3 separate regions of the Homo sapiens genome follow, and regions 2 and 3 are each linked to region 1. Evidence: chromatin contacts called from ENCODE Hi-C data. All regions are on one chromosome and are shown on one strand. Each heading gives the region's core, a stretch centred on a gene start or an enhancer-like site at or near the end of the contact. The rest is flanking DNA. Distances are from core to core; before and after follow the strand shown. Region 1 has its middle 23 kb from the start of TRI-GAT1-1. Region 2 holds the start of ASMTL (acetylserotonin O-methyltransferase like). Region 3 holds the start of AKAP17A (A-kinase anchoring protein 17A).

Region 1 (4,652 bases), core at 867-3,366:
ACTATATCTTTTGCAGCAACATAAATGGAGCTGCGGGTCAATATCCTAAGTGAAATAACTCAAACAGAAAATCAAATACCACATGTCCTCGCTTATAAGTGGGAGTTAAAAAAAATGGGTACACATGGACCTATAGAATGACATTAACAGACACAGGACACCTTAAAAAGGGGGAAGGTGGGAGGGGATGAGGGTGGAAAAATTACCTATCTGGTATTATGTTCACTGTTTGGGGGTTAGAAGGCCAATCCCCACCGCTAGGCAATATATCCACGTAACAAACCTGCACCCTTATGCCCTGAATCTATTTGTTTTTCAACATTGACTTCCATGGTCACTATTTGTGAAATCACTCCTCATGAACCAGGACTTGCATGTTTTTTTGTTTCTCAGGTGAACTGTCACCCCTACAACTCAGCTTGCAACCAGCCCTGGCCACCAGTTTCCCCACACTGAGCTGAATATCGGACATGCCCATCTCAGACATTCCAGCCCATTCTGAAATTCCACATCGATTCACCTGACAAAGTCTGAAGTTCCAGGGCAATTTATCTGGAAAAGCTTACCTGGAATCACGTGTCATTTCAACCAACAACTGTTGAAGAGGACGTGGCATTAAAACCAAGGGTATCAATTATTTATAAGGGCTGTGTGCTGGTTGGTCCAAGCATCTCTCCTTCACGCCATCACTCCTTTCAAGAGCTGCCTCTGTTTTCTAATTTAGCACAGGAATTTAGATGCCCCTAAATAAGTAGGCATCCAGTATCTGCCCACACCAGTTTTAGTGAGAGTACATATGGAGACACTACCACCACCCCTGCTCTCCTACTGCATACCCCACCATGCCAAAGCATGGTGGCTCACACCTGTAATCCCAGTGCTTTGGGAGGCCAAAGAGGAGGAACACTTGAGATCAGAGGTCTGAGACGAGCCTGGGCAACATAGTGAAACCTCATTTCTACAAATAAGTTAAAATATATATATGTAGGGCATAGTGGCACACACCTGTGGTTTCAGCTTTTCAGCAAGCTGAGGCCGGAAGATCACTTGAGCCCAGGAGTTTGAGGATGCAGTGAGCTAGGATTATGCCACTGCACTGTAGCCTGGGCAGCGGAGAGACCCCATCTCTAAAAAGAGGAGAAGGAGGGAAAATACTTCTCCTTCTCAGACCCAAAGTAAAAAGGTTTCTGGTCTCACACTGACCAGAAAAACATTGATATTTACTTAAGCAATATTAAAAGGGTCACTGCTTTAGAACAGGATTAAAGAGAAAGTAAAATCAACATTGAGATAGGAGGACAGAGGCCATCAACTGAGTTCTGATCCCAATGAAGACGAGAAAAGGCTACAACTATCTAGGTTAAATATCTACTTGTCCTAGAAAAAGCCTTTTGGCAGCAACATAAAATTCATACCTCTTAGTTTTTAAATTCCTATGGATGCTGAAGCAAATAACCACAATTTGGGTGGCTGAAAGTAACAGAAGTTTATTCTTTCCAGTATTGGAAACCAGGAATCTGAGATCAAGTTGTGGGCAGGGCTGGACTCCCCCTGGAGGCTCTAGGGGGTGTTCCTTCCTGCCTCTTCCAGTTCTTGGTGGCTCCAGGTGACGCTGTCATAGGACAAAGGGCCCCGGGTGCCGACCTCCTCAGCCGCAGCGGGGCAGGGCCCTCCACAGGAGGTCGGCACCCGGGGCCCTTTGTCCTATGACAGCGTCACCTGGAGCCACCAAGAACTCCGCGCAGGGCTACCCCTGCGTCCTGGGTCTCCCCGGGGGGCGCTCGAGGAGGTGGAGCTTCCCCCGCAGCCCCGGGGAGTCTCCCCGACCGGCCAGGTGCCTTCCCTGGAAGGCTGACGGCTCCTCTAGGAGGCCGCCCTCCACCACTAGCACACACCACCCCCAGGACTGGGCCGCCCAATGTCACAAAACCTCCTGTGGGTCACCTCGCCTGGGGGACCTCGTGCGCCCTCCCAGGCAGCGACCGCAGGGACACGGGCCTCCATTTGCCCAGCGGCAGGGTTCTAGGCGTGGAATGTACACATTGCTCCCAGTTCGCCCGCCCCCTCCGGCTCGGAGCCCGAGAGCCGCCTGCTCTCATTTCAAATCGGATAATAGGGACGCTGAGAATAACTACGACCAGCACCGCGAAGGCGCCCCTCTCGTGGGTCAGAGGTCGGCGCCCCCGCTCCGCAAGCCCCCATCACCTGCCCGGGGACCCCCGGTGGCCTCAGGCCTCCAGGCCCACCCCGGAGCCCCCTATTGGCCCCTAGGCCCGCCCCGAGGCCTGCGGCGCAGCTTTGCCGACGGGGAGCGCCTGCAGGCCACAAGGCTGCACGAATGCCCCCGCCCGCCGCCCCGACCACCGTCCTGAGGCCAGCGGGGCCTCTCATCCGGCTGCAAGGGCTGTGCGGCTCCGCGGCTGCGTTTCCCGGCCCCAGCGGGAAGGCGACGGCGGAGCGGACTCCGAGCCCAGCCGAGCTGTGAGGGCCGACGGGAGGCGAGCCCGCCCCTCGGGTGCGCCCATGGTTTAGGCGAGAGCCGCGGCACCCGCTGCGGGCGCTACTGAGGGGCGTCTGGCTGCGGGTTCGGCGGCGGCGCCTCTCCGGCAAGAGCCCTTGGTCCATTGTGCGCTTCTCTCTTTTTTTTTGGAGACGGAGTCTTGCTCTGTCGCCCAGGCTGGAGTGCAGTGGCGCGATCTCGGCTCACTGCAAGCTCTGCCTCCCGGGTTCATGCCATTCTCCTGCCTCAACCTCCCGAGTAGCTGGGACCATAGGCGCCCGCCACCATGCCCGGCTAATTTTTTGTAGTTTTAGTAGAGACGGGGTTTCACCGTGTTAGCCAGGATGGTCTCGATCTCCTGACCTTGTGATCCGCCCGCCTGAGCCTCCCAAAGTGCTGGGATTACAGGCGTGAGCCACCGCGCCCTGCCTATTGTGCGCTTCTCAGGGAGGCTTCTGCCTCCAGGACCCAGCGGCTGCTGCGGCGGACGTCAGCCGCGTAACCCGTTCCCGCGCAGTGGCCCGCCGTTTCCGCCACCGCCATTGACCCGCCCCGGCCTGGTGCTGTGCATGTCATGGTGTCGGAAGGAAGTACGCCAATGGGGTAAAGGGGTCAGACGGCATTGACAGCCTCTGCGATGGCCCTGAGGCGGGACTAGGAGGACGTTCCCGGTAGCGATTGGACAGGATCTTTCGTAAGGGCGCCTGCGACACTGGAAGTAACGAGCAACTGGATTGGCTGCCTCCATCGCAAAGTGGGTGGGTCTTGCATCCTCGGGCCTAACGATTGGTCTTTCCAAGTGCGGGAAGCGGCAAGCATATGGTCTGGAAACATTTGGTATCGAGACGCTGCCAGCCATAACGTCCGTCTCCCGGGCCGGAGAGGCCCGTGACCGCCGCATACCCATGGTCTCTTGCTTCTCCTCGGGCATCTCTGGCCACGTCCGCACCAGCCCCCGAAAGGCCCGGCTCTTGGCCGCGCTGTCCTGGTGCGGCGGTGAGGGGAGGGGACCGGGGCCTCGGGGCGGGTGGCGGCCGTAGCGCGAGAGCCCTGTGCCTTGCGCTCAGAGGCTGAGCTGCGTGAGGGAGGCCAAGCCCCCGCGAGCGGCAGCCCCTGCCTTGCTAGTTCCCCAACACGCGAAAAAGGTAGATGAGAACTGGTGCGGGGATAGGTTTGGGTGGGGTTTACTTGGCACCACCCAATTTCTAAATCGGTCATATTTTCTGAGTAGTTCTACCAACAAAGGTCAAGCTGGAGCCAAGTGCTGTAATCCCAGCACTTTGGGAGGCCCAGGCGAGAGGATACATTGAGGCCAAGAGTTCGAGACCAGCCTGGGCAACATAGCAAGACTGTCTCTACAAAGTTTTTGATTTTTTTTTTCTTTTTTTTTTTTTTTGAGACGGAGTCTCCCTCTATCACCCAGGCTGGAGTGCAGTGGCACAATCTCGGCTCACTGCAACCTCTGCCTCCCGGGTTCAAGCGATTCTCCTGCCTCAGCCTCCCGAGTACCTGGGACTACAGGCGCCCTCTACCACGCCTGGTTAATTTTTGTATATATAGCAGAGACGGGGTTTCACCATGTTGGCCAGGCTGGTCTTTAACTCCTGACCTCAGTGATCTGCCTGCCTCGGCCTCCCAAAGTTCTGGGATTACAGGCATGAGCCACCGCACCCAGCCGCAAAAAGTTTTAAAATTACCTGGGCATGGTGGTGCGTGCTGGTAGACCCGACTACTTGGGAGACTGAGACGGGAGGATTGCTTGAGGCCAGGAATTTGAGACCAGCCTGGGCAACATAAGGAGACTCTGTATCTAGAAAACATATATATATTAGCTAGGTGTAGTGGTGTACGCCTGTGGTCCCAGCCACTCAGGAGGCTGAGGTAGGAGGATCGCTTGAGCCCAGGAGGTCCAGGATGCAGTGAGCTATGATCGCACCACTGCACTCTTTGCTGGGCCAGAGCGAGACCCTGTCTTCAAGAAAATAAAAGGATACAGCCACACACAGAGGGATGACCATGTGAGGACACAGGGAGGATCGCTTCAGCCTGGGAAGTGGAGGCTGCAGTGAGCTATGATCACGCCACTGCACTTCCCAGGCTCAAGCGATCCTCCCGCCTCAGCCCCCCGAGTAGGTGGGGCCACAGGTTTGTG
Region 2 (4,652 bases), core at 968-3,467, 2.4 Mb after region 1:
ACTTCGAGACCAGCCTGGCCAACACAGCGAAACCCCATCTCTATTAAAAGTACAAAAATTAGCTCGATGTGATGGCAGGTGCCTGTAATCCTAGCTACTCAGGAGGCTGAGGCAGGAGAATCGCTTGAACCTGGGAGGCGGAGGTTGCAGTGAGCCGAGATTGCACCATTGCACTCCAGCCTGGGCGACACAGTGAGACTCGGTCTCAAAAAACAAAGAAAGAAACAAACAGAAAAGAAAGAAACAAACAAACAAAAACCTTCACCTGCATGGAGTTTATGTTATATGCAGTACAGTTTATAAACTTATGATTCCTTCTATCGCTTCAAAACGAAGAAAGTTACTTCTCCAAAATTCTGAAATGTGAATCTATGTGCTTTTTAAAATTTTTTTTCAAAAACTCACAATATTGAAAATCAGACATCACATGGTTTAGATGCTTTTTTCCTCTCTTTTATTTGGCTCTTCTGTGACTTCTCTGACTACAGTTTTTCGTTTTCTCCGTAATGTGTTGGACACCCTCGGATGTCATTCCACAGTTAACAAAATTAACTGTAGGATTCCATTTTCTGCATCTACACATCACTGGCATAGGCTCTGGGTATATTATTATTTTTGACATTTTATTTTAAAATCTTTTGAGTCACAAAGGCTGGGGAAACAGTGCCCGGAGTCTCCACGCCACGCTGGGTTTATGTGGAGCAGGTGCGGCTGGGCTCTGGGGTTTAAGAAAAATCCTCGCACAGCTCACGCGCGCCCCCTGCAGCCTGCGGCGCGCAAGGGACCCGCTGCCCTGGAGGTGGGCTCCGTTTAGGGAGGGAAGGCACAGCCGGGCGTCCCCCACCTCACAGCGCCCGCCCTGGTCCCATCCCTGCGCCCCCAGCACCGCGCCCCCAGGGGGTCCCCACGCCGCGCCCATCACCACGCCCGCGCGGATCCCCAGTGTCCACGCCCCTCCCACAAGGACCCCCACCTTCTCCACGCCCCTCCCACCAGGCACGCGGGGACCCCCCCCCCACCCATCTCCCCGCCCTTCCCACCCGGCCCGCGGGGACCCCCATATCCATACCCCTCCGAGCATTCTCGCGGGGACCCTCATCTCCAAACCCCTCCCACCATCCCCGCGGGGATCCCCATCTCCACGCCCCTCCCACCAGGCCCGTGGACACCCCCATCTCCACGCCCCTCCCACCAGGCCCGTGGACACCCCCATCTCCACGCCCCTCCCACCAGGCCCGTGGACACCCCCATCTCCACGCCCCTCCCACCAGGCCCGTGGACACCCCCATCTCCACGCCCCTCCCACCAGGCCCGTGGACACCCCCATCTCCACGCCCCTCCCACCAGGCCCGTGGACACCCCCATCTCCACTCCCCTCCCACCAGGCACGAGGACATCCCCATCCCCACGCCACTCGCACCGGGTCCGCGGGGAACCCCCTATCTCTACCTTCCCCGACGCGGCTCCCACAAGACCCCCATCTCTGCGCCGGGCCCCTCCACGTGCGGGTAAGAACCCCCCACCCCCACAACTGCCCACAACCGCAGCTGCGGAAACCCAGCATTTCCACTCCCCACGCCGCGCCTGCAAGGAACCCCAAGTATCCACGCCAGCCTTTCCTCCCCGGGACCCCGCAGCTGCCTGCGCCATTGCAGGTCTTGGCGCCGCAGGCGGGGTGGGGAGGGGCGGGGCGAGCGCCGGGGGCGGGGACGGGGCCCGGGAGGCGGAGCTGGGGGCGGTGCTTCACCAAGCGGCCGGGGCGGTGCCCGGGGGGGAGGCGGGCGGGGGTGTGGCCTGGGCGTGGCCTCACGGGGAGCTCAATGGCGGCGTGGCATGGGCGTGGCCTGGCGGAGAGGGCAAGGAGGTGTGGCCTGGGCGTGGCCTGGCGGAGCGGTCAATGGCGGCGTGACATGGGCGTGGCCTGGCGGAGAGGGCAATGGAGGTGTGGCCTGGGCGTGGCCTGACGGAGAGGGCAATGGAGGCGTGGTCTGGGCGTGGTCTCAGGGGAGATCAATGGGGCGTGACATGGGCGTGGCCTGGTGGAGAGGGCAATGGAGGTGTGGCCTGGGCGAGGCCTGACGGAGTGTTCAATGGAGGCGTGGCCTGGGCGCGGTCTCGCGGGGAGGCCACTGAAGGCGCGGACTGGGCGTGGCCTCGCGGAGGCGGGCGGGGGCGTGGCCTCGCGGAGGCGGGACTCTGGCCGCCTGTTTTTTTTGCAGCCGCGCTGCGCGCACCGCGGGCTCCGGGCTCAGAAGTGCGGACGCCCGGCTCCCGGCGTGGACGCCATGGTGCTGTGCCCGGTGATTGGGAAGCTGCTGCACAAGCGCGTGGTGCTGGCCAGCGCCTCCCCACGCCGTCAGGAGATCCTCAGCAACGCGGTACGGCCTGGGCCTGGGCGGGGCAGGGGACCGGGGACGGAGGGGCTGAACCCCGGAGGGCCCAGCGACTCAGGAACTCTAGGGATAGGGATGGGAGAGTGACCCGAGACCCTTAGGGATGGGGGAGGGGAGAGTGTCCCGGGACCTCCAGGGATAGGGTTGGGGAGAGTGACCCGGAACCTCTAGGGATGGGGGAGGGGAGAGTAACCCGGAACCCCCTAGGCATGGGGGTGGGGAGTGACCTGGGTCCCCATAGGGATGGGGGAGGGGATCGTAACCCGGGACCCCTAGGAATGGGGAGGGTAGAGTGACCCAGGACCGCTAGGGATGGGGACAGCAGAGTGACCCCGGAGCCCCATGGATGGGGATGAGGAGAGTAACCCGGGACCCCCAGGCATGGGGATGGGGAGAGTAACCCGGGACCTCCAGGGTTGGGGATGGGGAGAGTAAGCCGAGACCCCCCCTAGGGATGGGGGTGGGGGAGTAACCCGGGACCCCTAGGGATGGGGGAGAGGAGAGTAACCCGGGACCCCCAGGCATGGGGATGGGGAGAGTAAGCCGAGACCCCCAGGAATGGGGTTGGGGAGAATAACCCGGGACCCCTAGGGATGGGGTTGGGGAGAGTGACCCAGGACCCCCTAGGGATGGGGGAGGGGAGAGTAACCCGGGACCCCCCTAGGGGTGGGGGAGGGGAGAGAAACCCGGGACACCTTAGGGATGGGGTTGGAGAGAGTAACCTGTAACCTGGGACCCCCTAGCGATGGGGGTGGGGAGAGTAACCCAGGACGCCCTAGGCATGTGGTTGGGGAGAGTGACCCGGGACCCCCTAGGGATGGGGAGGGAGGAGTGACCCAGGACCGCTAGGGATGGGGACAGCAGAGTGACCCCGGAGCCCCATGGATGGGGATGGGGAGAGTAACCCGGGACCCCCAGGCATGGGGATGGGGAGAGTAACCCGGGACCTCCAGGGTTGGGGATAGGGAGAGTAAGCCGAGACCCCCCTAGGGATGGGGGTGGGGAGAGTAACCCGGGACCCCTAGGGATGGGGGAGAGGAGAGTAACCCGGGACCCCTAGGAATGGGGAGGTCAAGTGACCCGGGACCCCCCTAGGGATGGGGGTGGGGAGAGTGACCCGAAACCCCTAGGCATGGGGTTGCAGGGAGTGACCCAGAACCCCCTAGGAATGGGGATGGGAGAGTAACCTGGGACCCCCTAGGGATGGGGGAGGGGAGAGTAAGCCGGGATCCCCCTAGGGATGGGGGTAGGGAGAGTAACCCGGGACCCAAAAGGATGAGGGAGGGGAGAGTGACCTGGAACCCCTAGGCATGGGGTTGGGGAGAGTGACCCAGGACCCCCTAGGGATGGGGGAGGGAAGGGTGACCCGGGACCCCCAAGGAATGGGGAGGGGAGAGTGACCCAGGACCACCTAGGGATGGGGAAGGGGAGAGTAACCCAGGACCCCCTAGGGATGGGGGTGGGGAGAGTAACCCAGGACGCCCTAGGCATGGGGTTGGGGAGAGTGACCTGGGACCCCCTTAGGGATGGGGAGGGAGGAGTGTCCCAGGACCCCCTAGGGATGGGGAGGGAGGAGTGTCCCAGGACCCCCTAGGAATGGGGAGGGGAGAGTGATCCAGGACCGCCTAGGGATGGGGGAGGGGAGAGTGATCCGGAATCCCTAGGTATGGGGGAGGGGAGAGTGACCCAGGACCCCCTAGGAATGGAGAAAGCAGAGTGACCCGGGACCCCTAGGGATGGGGGAGGGGAGAATAACCCAGGACCCCTAGGGATGGGGGAGGGGAGAGTGAGCCAGGACCCCCTAGGAATGGGGAGGGCAGAGTGACCCGGGACCCATAGGGATGGGGGAGGGCAGAGTGACCCGGGACCCCTAGGGATGGGGGAGGGGAGAGTGATCCAGTACCGCCTAGGGATGTGGGTGGGGAAAGTAACCTGGGACCCCTAGGGTTGGGGGAGGGGAGAGTAACCCGGGAACCCTAGGGATGGGGGAGGGGAGAGTAACCCAGAACCCCTAGGGATGGGGTTGGGGAGTGTGACCCGGAACCCCCTAGGGATGGGGGAGGGGAGAGTGACCCAGAACCCCTAGGGATGGGGGAGGGGAGAGTGACCCAGAACCCCTAGGGATGGGGGAGGGGAGAGTGACCCAGAGCCCCTAGGGATGGGGGAGGGGAGAGTGACCCAGGATGCCCTAGTGATGGGGGAGGGGAGTGTGATCCAGGACCTCCTAGGGATAAGGGAGGGGAGAGTAATCCAAGACCC
Region 3 (4,652 bases), core at 803-3,302, 2.2 Mb after region 1:
AGAACTGGTGGTTCTGCACCATGCCCTTCAGCCTCTCCATCACCTCCCAGTTGGAGATGGACTTCCCCGGCTGCTTCAGCTGCGGGAGTGCCACGCTGATGGTCATCTTGGTGATGGGCTTCAGGTACAAGCCGTAAGCAGGGCAGAGCTCCACGGCCTCAGACGTGTCGTGCACGATGGTAGCCGCTGCCATAGCCTCCGGGACCTTGGGCCTGAAACATAAGACGCAGACAGTCAGCACCAGCACCCCCCACCTCCCCCGCCAATGAGGAGGGGCCAAGCCAGCAGGCACTTTCTGGACCCGGAGAAGAGAAACAGCAGTGTCTCTCTGCCGTGTCAGAGACCGGTTTCCACTTTGTTAACAGCCATCTCAACGGAGTTCTTTACTTTTTGAAATCATTAAGAGTACACCAAAGGGGAAAGAGCCGAGCTGATAAAGAACAGGTTAGTGTCAAAGCCTCGGTCAGCACTGCCCGACACCCTACATCCAGCAGCCAGCAGCTCCCAAGGCCTGCAGAATAGGAAGCTGAGCACGACCAGGCCCCTCACACAGGTCAAGTAGGAACGGGGACGCTACAAACGCCTAGCTCCACGGGAAGGGGCAGAGAGACACTGGGGAAGGGAAGGGGCCAGGGAGAGCACAGCTGCAGGCATCTGGAAAGGTTTTGTGGAGGGGGCGGCGGCCCTGTACTTGCCCTGATAAAACAGGAAGTCTCGGGCTGCAACAACAATCCAGAACCATGAACCCTAGTAATCTCCACGAAGGCCAAACGTATCCCAGCTTTAACCCACTCAAAGCCAAAAAGTACAACGAACTTTCCACAAGTTAGGGGCCGGAGTCCCCCGTCTGCGCCTTCTTTCTCCGCCCACCTTCATTAACCCACCTCTTCCCTGCTGAGCTGACGGGCAGCCACTTCCTGACGGCCAAGTCCAAGTAGAGGAAGCTTCACTCGCAGAAACCCAACCATCTCAGGTGACCGCCTCCGGCCCGGCCGCCCACCCCATCAACCTGGAGGCTTCCTGCCAGGCCCAGGAGACGGCCTCCTCGCCCAAGCCCGAGGTGGGAGGTGCGAAAGAAGGGAGGGAGGGTGGAGAAGCGACCAGAAAAGGTCAGTGGGGCACCAGGGAGGGGCTCCAGTCTGGACAGAGACCAGTGAACCCTCCCCCAGAACCCAAGCGGCCCCAGCAACTTCACCACCGAGGAACCCTCCCCACTCTGGCCTCCAGCGCCCTCCGACCACCCCGGTACACCTGGCTGCCCAATCCCCAGTACGCGGCATTGCCCCTGGTATTCCCACCTACCGCAGCCCCCCAGCATGGCCTCAGGCTGCCGCTGGCACCCCTGGCAGGGCCCCACACATTCTCAGGCCCTTGGCCACTCGGTACCCTCAGCTCCTCAGTTCCCCGCTCCCCACCACCCTCCTGGATGAGCCCCAATACCCCAACCTACACAGCACCGCCCCAGCCTCCGAAAACCCCGGACAGCCCCTTGCTTCCCACTGTAGACCTAGGAGCGACCGCAGCGCCACGTCCCCTAGTCCCAGGCCTCCTAGTCTCCCGCCCATCCGATCCCCCGAGCTCCCAGCCCTCCGACACCGCTCCAGGCCTCAGCTCCTTCGGTGCAGTCCCAGGAACCGCTCCAGCCCCTACCCCTACTTCCAGGGACCCCCGGACCCCGACCGCAGACCTCCCCAGCCCCCGATTCCCCCGTACAGTTTCAGGCGCTCCCAGCCCCCCGGTGGCACCCCACGCCCCCCAACCCCAGCCCCGTCACCTCCGAGGCCCCTAGGCGCCGCCTCCCAAGCCCCGGCCCCCCGGGCCCGGCCCTAGGAGCGAAGCGTTCGCCGGCTGCAGCCAGGCCCGGGAGGCACGGGGGCGGCACTCACCTGCGCGGGGCTCCGCCTGCGTCCCAGGCCGCCGCCGCCGCTGGCCCAAGCTCCCGCCGTCCCTCGACGATCCCCGGACAGGCGCGGCCTCACCGCCGGGAGCCGCCACCGTCCCCCGGAGGCGCCTCCGACGCCGCCACCGCCGTCGCCGCCCGCCCTCTATGACGCATTTCCACTTCCGGCGCGCGGGCTCGCGGAAGAGGCCGCGCGGCAGCACCGGGTTTCTCCTTCTTGCCCTGGCTCCGCCCCCGGGAGGAGGGACTTCCGGGAGCCCGACCTTTTGCACTGCGCGTGCGCGAGTCCGCCCCGCCCCCATGGTGCCACCTGCCTGCGGGTAACCAGGGGAGGTACTTGGGCCAGGGTCTGTGGTCATAGCCCTTAAGCCAAACAGGAGGGGGGCCGGTGTGGGGTCTAAATTCCAATTGTAGAGTCAAATATATATAACAAAATTCTAAAATGTAATAGGATCCTATAACGGGATTCTATACTATACTTGCAAATTATGGGTAATATACTTGAATAATATAATTTATGTATAAATTAGATATCATATTCTATGACGTAATTATAGAATTACATATAAATTGCTAGTTAATTAACTATTAATTGAATGGTTAATAATTATTAATTGTATATTAATAATTATTAACGCATACCATTACATAATGTAATTATGAAATAATAAATGATAACTTACAATGGTATTATGAAATTAATAATAATTTATATTGCAATTATGAAATAAATGATCATTTCTAATTATAAGATAATTTATAATGTAATTATGAAATAAATATAATGTAATTTAAAAATAAATGATAATCTAATGTAATTATGAAGCAAATGCTATTGTATAATATAATCATAATTTATAATGTAATTTTGGAATAATAAATGATAATCTATAGTGTAATTATGAAATAAATGAAAATATATAATGTAATTCTGAAATGATCATTTATAATGTAATTATGAAATAATAAATGACAATTTATAATGTGATTACAAAATAATAAATGAGGCCAGGTGCGGTGGCTCACGTCTGTAATGCCAGCACTTTGGAGGGCCAAGGCGGGCAGATCACAAGGTCAGGAGTTCAAGACCAGCCTGGGGCCGGGCCCGGTGGCTCATGCCTGTAATCCCAGCACTTTGGGAGGCCGAGATGTGCGGATGATGAGGTCAGGAGATCGAGACCATCCTGGCTAACACGATGAAACCCCGTCTTTACTAAAATACAAAAAATAATCAGCCGGGCGTGGTGGTGGGCACCTGTAGTCCCAGCTACCAGCTACTCGGGAGGCTGTGGCAGGAGAATGGCGTGAACCTGGGAGGTGGGGCTTGCAGTGAGACCGTGCCACTGCACTCCAGCCTGGTTGACAGAGCGAGACTCCATGTCAAAACAAAACAAAAAAAAGACCAGCCTGGCCAGCATGGTGAAACCCCGTCTCTACTAAAAAGACAAAAAACTAGCCGGGTGTGGAGGTGGTTGCCTATAGTCCCAGCTACTCAGGAGGCTGAGGCAGGCCCGAGAATCACTTGAACCCAGGAGGCAGAGGTTGCAGTGAGCGAAGATGGCGCCACTGCACTCCATCCTGGGCAACAGAGCGAGACTCTGTCTCCAATAAATAAATAAATAAGTAATGATAATTTATAATGCATTATTCATTTTTTATTATAATTTATTGTTTATTAAGTATGCCATGCTCTATGTGAGAGGTACGTGCTTCTGACGTCCCAAATATGTCACAAGTCCCCAAACTGGATATCCAGGGTCAGATAATCAGAACAGAAATCTTGCATTGCTCAACATCAGCTATCAACAAAGGAGAAAGCCAACACACCAGGGGCCTGAGGAAGACGGAACATTCTGTGAACCCAGGCAGGCTTCAGAGGGGCCGGGCTGTGTAAGAGGGTTGCTATGCCTTCCATGTTTCTGTCCTTCCAAAACTCAAGTTCAAACTCAGTTCCCACTGCAAGAGTATTAGAGGTGGTGCTTTTAGGAGGTGGTTAGGTCATGAGTGGGATTTGTGCTCTTAGAAGACAGGCCCCAGAGAGCTCTCTCACCCCTTCCACCATGTGAGGACACAGCCAGAAGGAACCACCTGTGAACCAGCAAGCGGGTCCTCACTAGACACTGAACCTCCCACTCATTGATCTTGGACTCTCAGCCTCCAGAACCGTGAGACATAAAAGTCTGTGATTTAGGCCGGGTACAGTGGCTCATGCCTGTAATCCCAGCACTTTGGGAAGCCGAGGCGGGTGGATCACCTGAGGTCAGGAGTTTGAGACAATTGTGGCCAACATGGTGAAACCCTGTCTTTACTAAAAATACAAAAATTAGCTGGGCGTGGTGGTGCGCACCTGTAATCCCAGCTATTCAGGAGGCTGAGGCAGGAGAATTGCTTGAACCCGGGAGGTGGAGGTCGCAATGAGCCAAGATTGCGCCATTGCACTCCAGCCTGGATGACAAGAGGAAGACTCCATCTCAAAAGAAGGGGAGGGGAGGGGAAGGGAGGGGAATGGAGGGGAAGGGAGGGGAAGGGAGAGGAGGGGAGGGGAAGGGAGGGGAATGGAGGGGAAGGGAGGGGAATGGAGGGGAAGGGAGGGGAAGGGAGAGGAGGGGAGGGGAAGGGAGAGGAGGGGAGGGGAAGGGAAAGGAGGGGAGGGGAGGGGAAGGGAGGGGAGGGGAAGGGAGGGGAGGGGAGGAGGGGATGGGAGGAAAGAAGGGAAGGGAAGGGGAGGGGAAGGGGGGAGGAGAGGGGAGGG

What was found. Hi-C counts contacts between places; a loop is a spot of excess contacts on that map. Pooled maps may share reads with other maps.
Region 2: a loop to region 1 is called in a map of tibial artery, with 16 times the contacts of the local background. The contact joins the promoter of ASMTL here to the enhancer-like site in region 1. A Hi-C loop is called at or near these places in 2 of 168 maps with a recorded cell type or tissue (aorta and tibial artery) and 12 of 50 pooled maps.
Region 3: a loop to region 1 is called in a map of sigmoid colon, with 10 times the contacts of the local background. The contact joins the promoter of AKAP17A here to the enhancer-like site in region 1. A Hi-C loop is called at or near these places in 1 of 168 maps with a recorded cell type or tissue (sigmoid colon) and 17 of 50 pooled maps.

The regions. Positions count from the first base shown.
Region 1 is chrX:3,813,520-3,818,171 of GRCh38, reverse strand. It overlaps the pseudogene LOC389906. Among named protein-coding and RNA genes, the nearest start is that of TRI-GAT1-1, 23 kb to the left of the region's middle. RefSeq lists silencers at 1,664-1,803, 2,094-2,573, 2,934-3,013, 3,444-3,613 and an enhancer at 3,214-3,263. Within about 2 kb of position 2,116, at least 36 of the 41 ENCODE cell types and tissues checked have a DNase peak (open chromatin) inside an H3K27ac peak, as active enhancers do; they include sigmoid colon and tibial artery, where a contact is called at or near this core.
Region 2 is chrX:1,450,474-1,455,125 of GRCh38, reverse strand. It overlaps ASMTL (acetylserotonin O-methyltransferase like), which reads left to right and starts at 2,217. Exons shown (of 13, transcript NM_004192.4): 1 at 2,217-2,378. The coding sequence starts at 2,286.
Region 3 is chrX:1,589,004-1,593,655 of GRCh38, reverse strand. AKAP17A (A-kinase anchoring protein 17A) reads right to left here and starts at 2,052. Exons shown (of 5, transcript NM_005088.3): 1 at 1,887-2,052; 2 at 1-212. The coding sequence starts at 193.